4 separate regions of the Homo sapiens genome follow, and all the other regions are linked to region 1. Evidence: chromatin contacts called from ENCODE Hi-C or POLR2A ChIA-PET data. All regions are on one chromosome and are shown on one strand. The core of a region is the stretch at or near the end of the contact, and the rest is flanking DNA. Distances in the headings are between cores, read along the strand shown.

Region 1 (2,755 bases), core at 165-2,664:
TTTTAGTAGAGACAGGGTTTCATCGTGTTAGCCAGGATGGTCTCAATCTCCTGACCTCATGATCCGCCCGCCTCAGCCTTCCAAAGTGCTAGGATTACAGGCGTGAGCCACCGCGCCCGGCCGGGACAAATGTTCTTAATTCGCATAGCAACCTGTTGAGGGCGTTGTTATTACACTCATTTTCTTAGAAGAAAATTCAGGCTCCAGGTAACTCCATTGTCTCCAAAAACCTGTCCTCCTAACTACGATGGCAAACTTTCTCTGTAAAGCGTCGGATGGTAAATACGTTAGGTTTTGTCGGTCATGAGATCTTTGCTGAAACTTCCCACCTCTGCTGTTGGAGCAAGAAAGAAGCCATACACAGACATAAGTGAAGGCTGTGGCTGTGTTCTGATAAAACTTTATAGACACTGAAGTTTGAGTTCCATAAATTTTTCTTGTGTCACACACACAAAATATTCTGATTTTGTGTGATACATATACACCACGGAATATTACACAGCCATAAAAAGAATGAAACTGTGTCCTTTGCAGCAACGTGAATGTAGCTGGAGACCATTATCCTAAGCAAATTAATGCAGGAACAGAAAACCAAATACCACATGTTCTCACTTATAGGTACACATATTCAAAGATGGGAACAATAGACAATGGGGACTATTAGAAGAAAGGGGGAGGGAGGGGGGCATGGGGTGAATAACTACCTATTGGGTGCTATGCTCACTACCTGGGTGATGGGACCATTTGTATCCCAAACTTCAGCATCACGTGATATACCCACATAACAAACCTGCACATGTACACCCTGCACCTTAAATAAAAGCAGAAAATACATGTATTCTTATTTTGATTTTTTCCAACCCTTTACATATGTAATCATTTTTCTTAACTTGAAGGTTTACAGAATTGCCCAGGGAGCTATAGTTTGCAGACCTCTGACACGTCTCAAGTTTGACTAAGTAGTCGAAGACGCTAAACTGGCAGCACCCATCCAAGTACGTTTCTGCGGGGAGGGAATCCTACTCAGTGGACAAGAGTCTGTTGTGGAGATGGACACATTAATGCCAACATCTAATGCTTATTCAGGACCAACCATATGCCTAAGCTCCGCACTTTAACTTAGACTATCTCACGTCATCTTCAGAGGAGCTCCATGAAGTAGTTACCTCTGATTTCACCCCTTTACAGATGAAGCAATCGATCCATAAAGAAGTTAACTAGCTTGTCCAAGGTCACACAACTAGTTTGTGGTTGGGTGGGGATTTGAACTGAAAGAGTCTAATGTCGTGCTGAATGCCTTCCGTTAAACATTTAACTGTAGTCTCCCTCTCCCCTGCATTCTTACCCTCCAACCCACAGGCCTTCTCTCAGTTCCTCTCAAACTCTCACTTCCATCTGCCTCTGCTTCCGCACTGCCCAGTACTTTGAATGCTTCCTGCCACACCCATCAGACCTTTTTCTGGATCTTTTTGATTCTTCAGGTCTTAACTCAAATTTCACCTCCTTAAAGAAGCCTTCATTGATCACCCAATTGAAAGAAATAACACAGGTGCGCGCAAAACACACACAAGCATACACACAATTTCTCTGACTCTCTCCTCGTCCTATTCAACATTCTGTTTTTATAGAAGTCATGTCTATTTGAAAATTTGAAATAGTCTTATTTATTCATCTATTTTATTGTCTTCGGTTAGATTGCAAGTACTTGACTTTGTCCATCTTTTACCACATTATAATTAGTTTCTACAATGCCTGACACATTGTAGATGTTCAATATATTATTATTTTATTATTTTTTATTTTATTTTATTTTATTTTTTTGAGTCAGAGTCTCACTTTGTCGCCCAGGCTGGAGTGCAATGGTGTGATCTCCACTCACTGCAACCTCTGCCTCCCTGGTTCAAGCAATTCTCGTGCCTCAGACTCCCGAGTAGCTAGGATTATAGGGGTGCTCCACCACACCCAGTTAATTTTTGTATTTTTAGTAAAGATGGGGTTTCACTAAGTTGGCCAGGCTGGTCTTGAACTCCGTACCTCAGGTGATCCACCCACCTCAGCCTTCCAAAGTGCTGAGATTACAGACGTGAGCCACCATGCCTAGCCACATCATAGATGTTCAATACATTCTAACTCTGTGTTCTGATACTACATTTACTGAGGAGCTTTCAAACTCTATTTTAATTTCATCTATTGGGAGAGATTTGCAACTTATGAAAACTTTTGGTCCCTGTATAGGGTGGATTCTTGCAGGAGGCCAACAAATAATTATTCTGCTTAAGATGTGACTTCGAAGGCATTGACCGCAGCATGATATCTAATGATGCCTTAACCTGAGAGTTACGTTTTCCACTGGAAGTTCATAAATCAGCATTTCTGTTGCCCACTTATGAATTGTGGTTAGTCCTCATCTTCCCCAGAAAGTGTCCCTGGTCCTTGAAAATGAAAGATCATATCTGGCCATTAGGCACTTAGATGACAGATGTTTCTTCAAATAATTCCTTCCAGGATCACCCAGACATGACTGTGTTTGGCTAATTTAGGGAATGGTGCCCTTAACAATCTCTCATCTGCCTCCCCAGTCTCTCTTTTCCTCTTATCACAACCTTCCTACACTTCTCTCTCCTCCTCCCGTCTTCCAATGCAGACCTGTTCCAGGATGTCTCTCTCCTAGTTTTATTCCCTCTTACCCTATAAGATATACCTGCCATGCCTCTTATATCCCAGGGGCCTTACTTTTAAAGACCCTTCCCAGTGA
Region 2 (2,755 bases), core at 162-2,661, 350 kb before region 1:
CTCCAGACTCTCATTTGTACAGATGAGAGGAAAGGACTCTCCAATGATTATCACAACTTTGCTTAGATTGACCCAGCAGGTAGCCCTCTGAGATGGGGCCAAAGCCCCAGTCTTTTGGCTACTGCTCTTCCATCATAAAGCCCCCAGGGATCTTCTTGAATAAGATCAAGTCAAATTCCAAGTACAATTCAATTGTAGGGAGAAAATTCCTTCTGTATCTTTTGTTGTTTAACATGTACACTGAAGTTAAGAAATAACTAACTATTTGTTTTCACCAATTAAGAAATTTAACATTGGGAGGCCGAGGCGGGCGGATCACGAGGTCAGGAGATCGAGACCATCCCGGCTAAAACGGTAAAACCCCGTCTCTACTAAAAATACAAAAAATTAGCCGGGCATAGTGGCGGGCGCCTGTAGTCCCAGCTACTTGGGAGGCTGAGGCAGGAGAATGGCGTGAACCCGGGAGGCGGAGCTTGCAGTGAGCCGAGATCCCGCCACTGCACTCCAGCCTGGGCGACAGAGCGAGACTCCATCTCAAAAAAAAAAAAAAAAGAAAGAAATTTAACAGACAAAAAGCTTAAGGACTTCACAGGCAGATCCGCGGGTTTTGGGGAAAGGGTGTGTCAAGGGAGAAGAAAGGATGTAATGAAGGTTGGCATCAAGTCCCAGGAAGAATCACACTGAAGGCAGCCACCAGCTTCACCCAGGCTAAGTGGTGTAGTAGACAGCTTTGAAATATCACTGGAGTTCAAACCCCAGCTTAGCCACTACCTGTTACTTAGTATTACTGGATCTCAGTTGCCTCACTTATAAAATGTGGCAAAGATTAGTACTGTTTTACGGATACCAGCTCAAAGTGCCTGGCATAGAATGTGATATACTGGGACCCAAGCGACAGACCACCAAGGTCAAGGGATACTCAAGCCAAAGAGAGCGGTAAAGGCAGGGGCAGATAACCTAGAAGTGCCTTCCTCAGAGTCCCCTGGGCACTCTCTCTGTTTTCCTTATTTGATCTCGCGAAGCCGCTGACTCAAGGGAAACTGGGAATGGCGTGACCACAGAGAAAATGATGTATTTTTTGGTCCTTGGAGGCCCGAAACCCATCGTGTCTGAAACGACTGCGGCAATCCTAGCAGCAGCAGCAGCCCAGAGGTCAGGAGTGATGGACTGAGACTTTGCCCTAAGAAGCCTCCCCCAGATTGACCTCCGGCTCGGAGCCCGCACAAAGCGCTGAGTCACGGGGAGGCGGTGCCGCGCGCGGGGGAGGCGGGCCCGCGCAGTCACGTGGCGGGGGCTGTATCACAACAACTGCGCGGCGTGCGCCGCCCGCGGCCCACACCGCTTCCTCCCGCGACAGGCCGGCTCTCCGAGCATGCTCAGCTTGGCCTCACGACTGCACGGCGTCCCCCCATGCGGATCTCCACGGTCCAGGTTTTCCGGACGGCTCTGGGGGCGGGGCCTGTGTTGGTCCGCGGGGCTGCGAGGCGAGGTTGCGGTGCCAGGGCGCCGCTGGGCAGAGATGGGTTCCTGGAGAGCGGGTCTCGCGTTTTTCCGCGGAAGACACTACTGGGAATCGGCCTTTGGTCATGGTCTAGGGAAGAGCTGATTCTGCAAGATATGAGCTCCTTCTTTCCCCTTCAGCTATCGTTACAGCCCTGATGGAGCTGTCTGCTGAAAACTCACTTCCAGATGTCGAAACCTGGCCCTGGGTGCAGTCTACAGAATGAAATCGAGCAGTAGTGGACCTATGCAGGCAAAGCATTGTCAGAGGGGAGTAACTCTTGTTAAATATGACTTCAGTTGATCCGTGATGGGATTTTTGTTTTTTCTTTGTAACAGAAAAGGCTAAAGACACTGAGAGATCAAGGTTTAAATTGGGCATAACTGCCCTGTGGTGCAGCAGCGCCGGCGCCCTTTTTGGGATTGTCCAAAGCTCTGGGACCCCCGCTGGGGGAGCTGGTTCAGAATTCGGGGGGGTAGGATAGGGTGAGGGAGGTCCCTTATGTGAGTGTGAGCCGGGATCTAGGACAGAGTAACTCCAATTACAGTGTTAAACTCTTACTAGGTTCAGTGTCGCGTAGGGCTTTGGCTAGACTAGAATTTAGTCTATTATTGAACCGCCCAGGTCCATGATTCCTAACAGGTGCATGGGAAAAGTGTATGGTGTGCAGCAGGTGTATGGGAAAACTGCTTTGCAAAGTGTAAATCAAGGTCTACATCAGTACTGTTTCAATAAAGTGGAATGAGAGCCACATATGTAATCTTAAATTTTTCAGTAGCCTCCTTTAAAATTAAAAATAAAAGTGGGTGGGGGTGGTGGTAAATTAAATAACATACCACATCATATTTAACTCAAAATTTCCAAAATGCTATATCGCTATGTAATCAATATAAAACTTTTAATGAGATATTTACATCTTTTTATTCTACTGTCTTAGAATCTGGTGTGTGACTTACACTCACAACACATCTGGGCCACTAAGTTTTCATTGGAAATACTTGATCTGTAATTACATTTCATAAAATTTACAGTCAAAAATGGATTCACATTTCCAACTTGTTTCAAATTTACTTAAAAGTTTTCCAGTAACTGAATGGAATATCAGTTTTTAAATTTACATTTAAATTGATTAAATTAAAATGAAAATTTGGTTTCTCGGTCATGTTAGCCACATTTCAAATGTACATTGGCCAATGTGGCTGATGGCTGTCGTGTTGAACAATGCAGGTCTATGAGAATGTCAGATGACATTAT
Region 3 (2,755 bases), core at 100-2,599, 280 kb before region 1:
TGGATTGTTCCATTTTATATATATATGAACATGATAGACAGACAGATAGATAGATAAATAGATAGAGATAATTTTAAACGTGCTCACTTTCATTTATGAAAATTTACATTTGATAACTAAAAGAGCCTTGCAATTCCAGCATCTCCCTCATGGTGGCAGTAGAAGACTAAGTCATGTACACGCAGCCTCCAGCACCAACAACTAACCCAGAAGAAACCTCCTTAATAAATCAGCTTTTGGTCAAGATTGGTGTTACGTAAAATGCAAAATTAGGACCCTCGGAAGGGGAAAAAAAGAGTCTCAAGTATCTAGGTTATTGACCCCAGAAACAAAAGAAATTTGACAAACTTGCAAAACAGAGACAACAACTTCCTATGGGGGAAAAAAAAACAAAGCAACTACTTGTTGCTGCCCACCCGTTTAGTAACTGGCCTTGGTAGTCTTCCAGCAGCAAGCACAATAGCCTTGTCCACAGATGCTTTTCCCATTTCCTCGGTCCCCTTGAAACCAAGCTTTTGAGAACAAATAGTTTATTTCTCCTTTCTTAATTTGCTCTGAAGGTTTTTAACACAGCGATAACTGGCATATAGAAATTTCACATATTTTTCTTGATCACTATGGCCTATCAACCCCCGCCTGATGATTAAATGAAGGACGATGTATCCAAGGTTCTTAAAGAACTTGGTTGCAACGAATGAACACAAAAAACACCAGACAATAAACATGTATTGAATTATATCTGGGTACAGTAGACACCATTGGGCAGACTTCAGAATTAGCCCCCGGAAGTTTTGCTTTTGCTTGACTCTTGGTCATAGCTGATTGGACTAGAAGTGAACACCTGACTCAGGAGGAGGAAGTTCATTGGCTGACCAGGAGCCAATTAGGGTCTCTCTCTTGAGAACTCTGACTAAGAGACAGAGATGCAGGTTATTTAGTCCAGTTGCGGGTGTAGCATTAGACAGATATAAAACCCAAGAACTCTTGGTACTGAGGCCTGGTTGTTCAACTTTCCTCGGATTTTAGGGGGTGACCAGGATCCCTCCCAGCAAAGTATCATTTTTGTTTAAGCTTAATTTCAGTGGGTTATGTTACATGCATTCTCCATCAAAGACTCCAAGCCCTGTGCAAAGTGCAGTGAGGGCATACAAAGAATTTATGACATTTCCCTGCTCTCCTGGGTATGGGTAATTTTCCTTGCTGTAGAGAGAACAGGGTCTCTGGAATTCAACCCACCTTTGTGACCCTGTGAATGTTCCTTTTTTTCTCTCTCAGAGATTCAACTTTGTTCTCAGTAACATGGAAATGATAGCATCTGCCTAACAGTCATTTTGAACAGGAAGCGTCCCTCTGGCCGGGTGCCTCGTGCATGGCAGATTATCAGTAAATGTCAGCCTCTGCACTGCTTTGCAAGTAGGTCCTTTGGCCGCTCTCAAATGCAAGTCACACAAAGATTGTGGGAGTTTTTTTTTTTTTTTTTTAAATAGAAAATACATCATTCCTATAGAGAAAAAAATACAGTCACATTTAATAATGGCTGTTTAGACAGGGACAGGTTCTCTCGAGCCTCTGGAGGTGGTGGAAAGTGGAGGTGGGTCACTGATCCCAAGAAATAAGCTACAGGACTGAGGCCAGTTTCTGGAGAGGGGATGGTCACTCCTATATTTAAGCCAATAGTGAAGGTTAAGTAGGAGAGTCCAGAGGGACCCTTGAGCCCACTTGCTTGACAATATTGGTGCAGGACAAGTCTAACCCTCCTAACTGGGCAGCTGCCCCCTCCCAATAGTGGTCTCTCTTATGGAGAAAATTTTTACCCGATCAACTTATTCTCGTGAAGCACAAGGGCCTGATATGAACACCCCTTCTGTAGGCATTTTCAAAGAACTTAGTGAGGGTAACAGAAAGAAAAACCTCTATGCATCGAACTTCAGGCACCATCGGAGAAATGTCTTTTCTTAGATTGGCTTTCAAAGTATCTTTAAATCACCCTATTACAAATGGGGTATTAAATAGCCTGCTCTGCCTAGAGAAAAGGTTCCCAAGATTCCTTGTAGCTGCTGGGAAGTTACTGAAATCCTCAGTGACGTGTTTTGAAAAAGTGTTGACAATACAGCGGAAAGTTGCATCTGGCAGCTAACAAATATTTCTTGAGGGTCCACTCGATGCCAGGGATTGTTGCCCTGAAAATGCAAGGCTACCAAAACAAGCAGTTCAGGCCCTCAAGAACCCTGAATGTTCATGAGTACCCACCAAGTGTCACATAGAGCTTATGTCTCAGATGTTTTTCACAGTCCACCCCCCCAGGATGCATTTCCAAATTCTGTGGAGAGCCTAGAACTGTTTCCTCAAAGCCCTTTAGAGCAGTGAGGCACCAATATCTCTCTTTATTACTCCTTTTTCTTTTCTTTCTTTCTTTTTTTGTTTTTGTTTTTTGTTTTGTTTTGTTTTTTTAGAGATGGAGTCTCACTGTATTGCTTAGGCTAGTCTCAAACTCCTGGGCTTAAGCAATCCTCCCATCTCAGCCTCCTGAGCAACTGGGACTACAGGAGAGCACCACCATGCCCAGCTTTATTACTTCTTTTTAAAAAATAAAACTTTTTTTTAAAAGCAGAGAACGTGCTCATTCATTCTGCAGCTGGATCTTGAATAACTTTTCCACTTTGAGAGTTCTGACCCCAAAAACATTGCTGTCACTTTCCAGGTGTTCTATCCTTCCTTGGACCCCATAGCCTGGCTGCCCAGGTCAGACAAGTAT
Region 4 (2,755 bases), core at 101-2,600, 260 kb before region 1:
GTTTCACTATGTTGGCCAGGCTGGTCTCGAACTCCTGACCTCGTGATCTGCCTGCCTTGGCCTCCCAAAGTGCTGGGATTACAGGTGTGAGCCACTATGTCTGGCCTACTTTCTCTCTCTTTTATGCCATTTTCTTATTTCCTTTTACTGCTTTTTGAAAGAATGTACTATATACTTATTTAGTCATTTAACTAATGGCAGAGTCGGTTACATGGGCATGTGGCCAGGTGCAGGGCTCTGTGATCAGAAGGAGGCCCAGGTTTGGGATTTAATAATCTGCTGTTGCTGTCTTAGAGTTCCTAATAATTTCGTTTTTGTTTATTTCTTTGTTTGTTTGTTTTACCAGAGACAAGTTCTGGCTATGCTGCCCAGGCTGGTCTCAAACTCCTGAGCTCAAGTGATCTGCTGGCCTCAGCCTCCCAAAGTTCTGGGATTACAGGCATAAGCCACCGACCTGGACAATAATTTCACTTTGAAATGACTTGGGAGTCATGATGCAGGGAGAGCTGAAGTCATGAGAATGCAGGTCTGTGAGGAGAAATCTAGAGACAAACAGGAGAACCAAGCAATCAATCTGGGAACTTTTTCAATCAATGGAGGAGATAGGAACCAGCAAAGAAGCTCTGAGCTGGCCTTCGAGTAAAGAAGGACAGTTGAAGTGTTAAAGATTAGTGGAAACAAAGATTCCAAAAAGCAGGGATGGGGACCGTGTTAAATGCTGTGGAAGCTCCAGAAAGATGCTGGGAAGAGAGGTTTGGATACAGATGGGAGGTTCTTGATGAGACTGTTTGCATTTACGCCTGTTGTCCCAGGATAATTATTAGTAGCATCTTTTTTTCACCCTCAGAAGCATCCCCATTTGGCCACCCTAGATATTGGTAAACTTTGAAAGACAGTGTCAGTTGAGCGGTTGGAAGTAAAAGCCAGACTTCCCCGAGTTAAGGAGAAAGATGAAAAAGTGGAGGCAGGGCCCTGTCCTTCTTCACAGCTCAGGGGTCCCCAATGGAATCGTTTGAGAGTGAATAGAACAGAGGAATAGGACAATGACTAGCTTTATGAAGAGGCGTCTGCTCTTCCATTTACTTGTTTTTGTTTCAATGAAGGTAAAGATAAAAATAGAGAGGTTATCTGCCCTTATACTAAGAAGAATAAGCGCAGTATGTTCTCCTGCTACGTGCTGTGTTCTTTGTTGGAATGAATGTGTGAAGTTCCAACATGAAGTCTGCAGGAGCTTTGGCTGCTCTTCTCCAGCTGCAAGACAGTTCGGAGAGCAGGCGGCAGGCAGCAGCCCCACCCTAGTGAGAGTTTAAAGCACTTTCCCCTTTCTATTGTTTGACAGGGAGGGGTGGAGTTCAGAGCAATCAAAAGGACGCTGCAATGGTTTTGCATTGTAATTTTATTACTTAATATATTATAAAATTTAGTTAATTCTAATTAGTTTGTGTGTGTGTGTGTGTGTGTGTTCATCTCCTTATTTTCTGGAGTGTGAAATGGTAAGAGCATTTTTAAAGCCAGGGCTTATTTACTAAAATGAACCCTTTTTTCCTTTCTCTGAGATGCATGAAACCAACAGAGAAAATGTATTTGAAGAGGGGGTTTTTAGGGTTGAGTAAATTAGAAGAGGATGTCATTTTAAGGAAGAGAAAACATGTTAGTGAGAGGAAGCTGCTTCATTTGTTTAAAATGTACACACAGATGGGAAAGTTATACAAATGATTATTCAAATAAAAGATAAAAAGGACATTAGAAGCTTGATATATCACTTATGCGAATCCAGTGCTTTTCTGTAGAAAAATTACCTCCCTGATCCTTTTCTTCTGTGGGATCTAGTGGTCTGGCTCATAAGATGTGAGGGAGAAGCAAGTGTAGGACAGGCTTTGGAACCACCTGCTTTCAGCCATAAGGGGCTTCCTTAAGGGGCACAGCAACTACATGTCTCTAATGAGTGACAATCCCATGGTGGAAGAAGTGAATACTAGTAATGAAAGTTGTGGCAGTTCTCTCAGGAGAGTGTCAAAAAATTGCATTCACTTTCATAGTCTACCCCCCCAGCATACTTCAAATGAATATAGTGTATTTCCCCATCTTTGCCTTTTGCAACATATTTCCCAATTAGGGTTACCAAATTTAGCAAAGAAAAATGCAGGGTATCCAGTTAGAGTTTTAGAAAAACAAGAGAAAGGTTTTTTTTTTCATTTTTCAACTTTTAATTTTTGTGGGTTCATAGTAGGTGTATATATTTATGGAATGTATAAGATATTTTGATATAGGCATACAATGCATAATAATCATATCAGGGCAAGTAGAGTATCCATCACCCTATGCATTTATCCTTTCTTTGTGTTACAAACAATCTAATAATATTCTTCTAGTGATTTTTAAATGTGCAATAAATTATTGTTGACTGTAGTCATCCTATATGTCTGTTTATATGCCTGTACCATGCTGCTTTGGTTACTATATCTCTGTAGTGTAATTTGAAGTCAGGTAATGTGATTCCTCCAGTTTCATTCTTTTTGCTCAGGATAGCTTTGGCTATTTGGGGTCTTTTGTGGTTCTATATCAATTTTAGGATTTTTTTTTCTATTCCTGTGAAGAATGTCATTAGTATTTTGATAGAGGTTATACTGAATGTGTAGGTTGCTTTGGGTAGTATGGACATTTTATTTTTATTTTTATTTTATTTAAACAGAGTCTTGCTCTGTCACCCAGGCTGGAGTGCAGTGGAGCAGCAATCTCAGCTCACTGCAACCCC

What was found. Hi-C counts contacts between places; a loop is a spot of excess contacts on that map. ChIA-PET counts read pairs that join two places held with the same protein, here RNA polymerase II (POLR2A). Pooled maps may share reads with other maps.
Region 2: a pooled map shows a loop between it and region 1 (2.7-fold over the local background). The contact joins two enhancer-like sites. A Hi-C loop is called at or near these places in 1 of 168 maps with a recorded cell type or tissue (naive thymus-derived CD4-positive, alpha-beta T cell) and 5 of 50 pooled maps. POLR2A ChIA-PET finds 5 or more read pairs at or near these places in 1 of 52 experiments (WTC11).
Region 3: a loop to region 1 is called in a pooled map, with 2.3 times the contacts of the local background. The contact joins two enhancer-like sites. A Hi-C loop is called at or near these places in 2 of 168 maps with a recorded cell type or tissue (GM18951 and breast epithelium) and 6 of 50 pooled maps. POLR2A ChIA-PET finds 5 or more read pairs at or near these places in 5 of 52 experiments (B cell, GM12878, OCI-LY7 and 2 more).
Region 4: a map with no recorded cell type shows a loop between it and region 1 (7-fold over the local background). The contact joins two enhancer-like sites. A Hi-C loop is called at or near these places in 1 of 168 maps with a recorded cell type or tissue (GM18951), 1 of 37 single-sample maps with no recorded cell type and 3 of 50 pooled maps. POLR2A ChIA-PET finds 5 or more read pairs at or near these places in 3 of 52 experiments (A673, B cell and GM12878).

Annotation. Positions count from the first base shown.
Region 1 is chr6:53,197,955-53,200,709 of GRCh38, reverse strand. No RefSeq gene overlaps it. Among named protein-coding and RNA genes, the nearest start is that of GCM1, 50 kb to the right of the region's middle. Within about 2 kb of position 1,414, at least 3 of the 41 ENCODE cell types and tissues checked have a DNase peak (open chromatin) inside an H3K27ac peak, as active enhancers do; they include B cell, where a contact is called at or near this core.
Region 2 is chr6:53,546,732-53,549,486 of GRCh38, reverse strand. No RefSeq gene overlaps it. Among named protein-coding and RNA genes, the nearest start is that of GCLC, 3.0 kb to the right of the region's middle. RefSeq lists a silencer at 1,116-1,345. Within about 2 kb of position 1,411, at least 25 of the 41 ENCODE cell types and tissues checked have a DNase peak (open chromatin) inside an H3K27ac peak, as active enhancers do.
Region 3 is chr6:53,482,230-53,484,984 of GRCh38, reverse strand. The region is part of intron 3 of GCLC-AS1 (GCLC antisense RNA 1); the gene reads right to left. Among named protein-coding and RNA genes, the nearest start is that of GCLC-AS1, 52 kb to the right of the region's middle. Within about 2 kb of position 1,349, at least 6 of the 41 ENCODE cell types and tissues checked have a DNase peak (open chromatin) inside an H3K27ac peak, as active enhancers do; they include B cell, where a contact is called at or near this core.
Region 4 is chr6:53,460,431-53,463,185 of GRCh38, reverse strand. The region is part of intron 2 of GCLC-AS1 (GCLC antisense RNA 1); the gene reads right to left. Among named protein-coding and RNA genes, the nearest start is that of GCLC-AS1, 30 kb to the right of the region's middle. Within about 2 kb of position 1,350, at least 3 of the 41 ENCODE cell types and tissues checked have a DNase peak (open chromatin) inside an H3K27ac peak, as active enhancers do; they include B cell, where a contact is called at or near this core.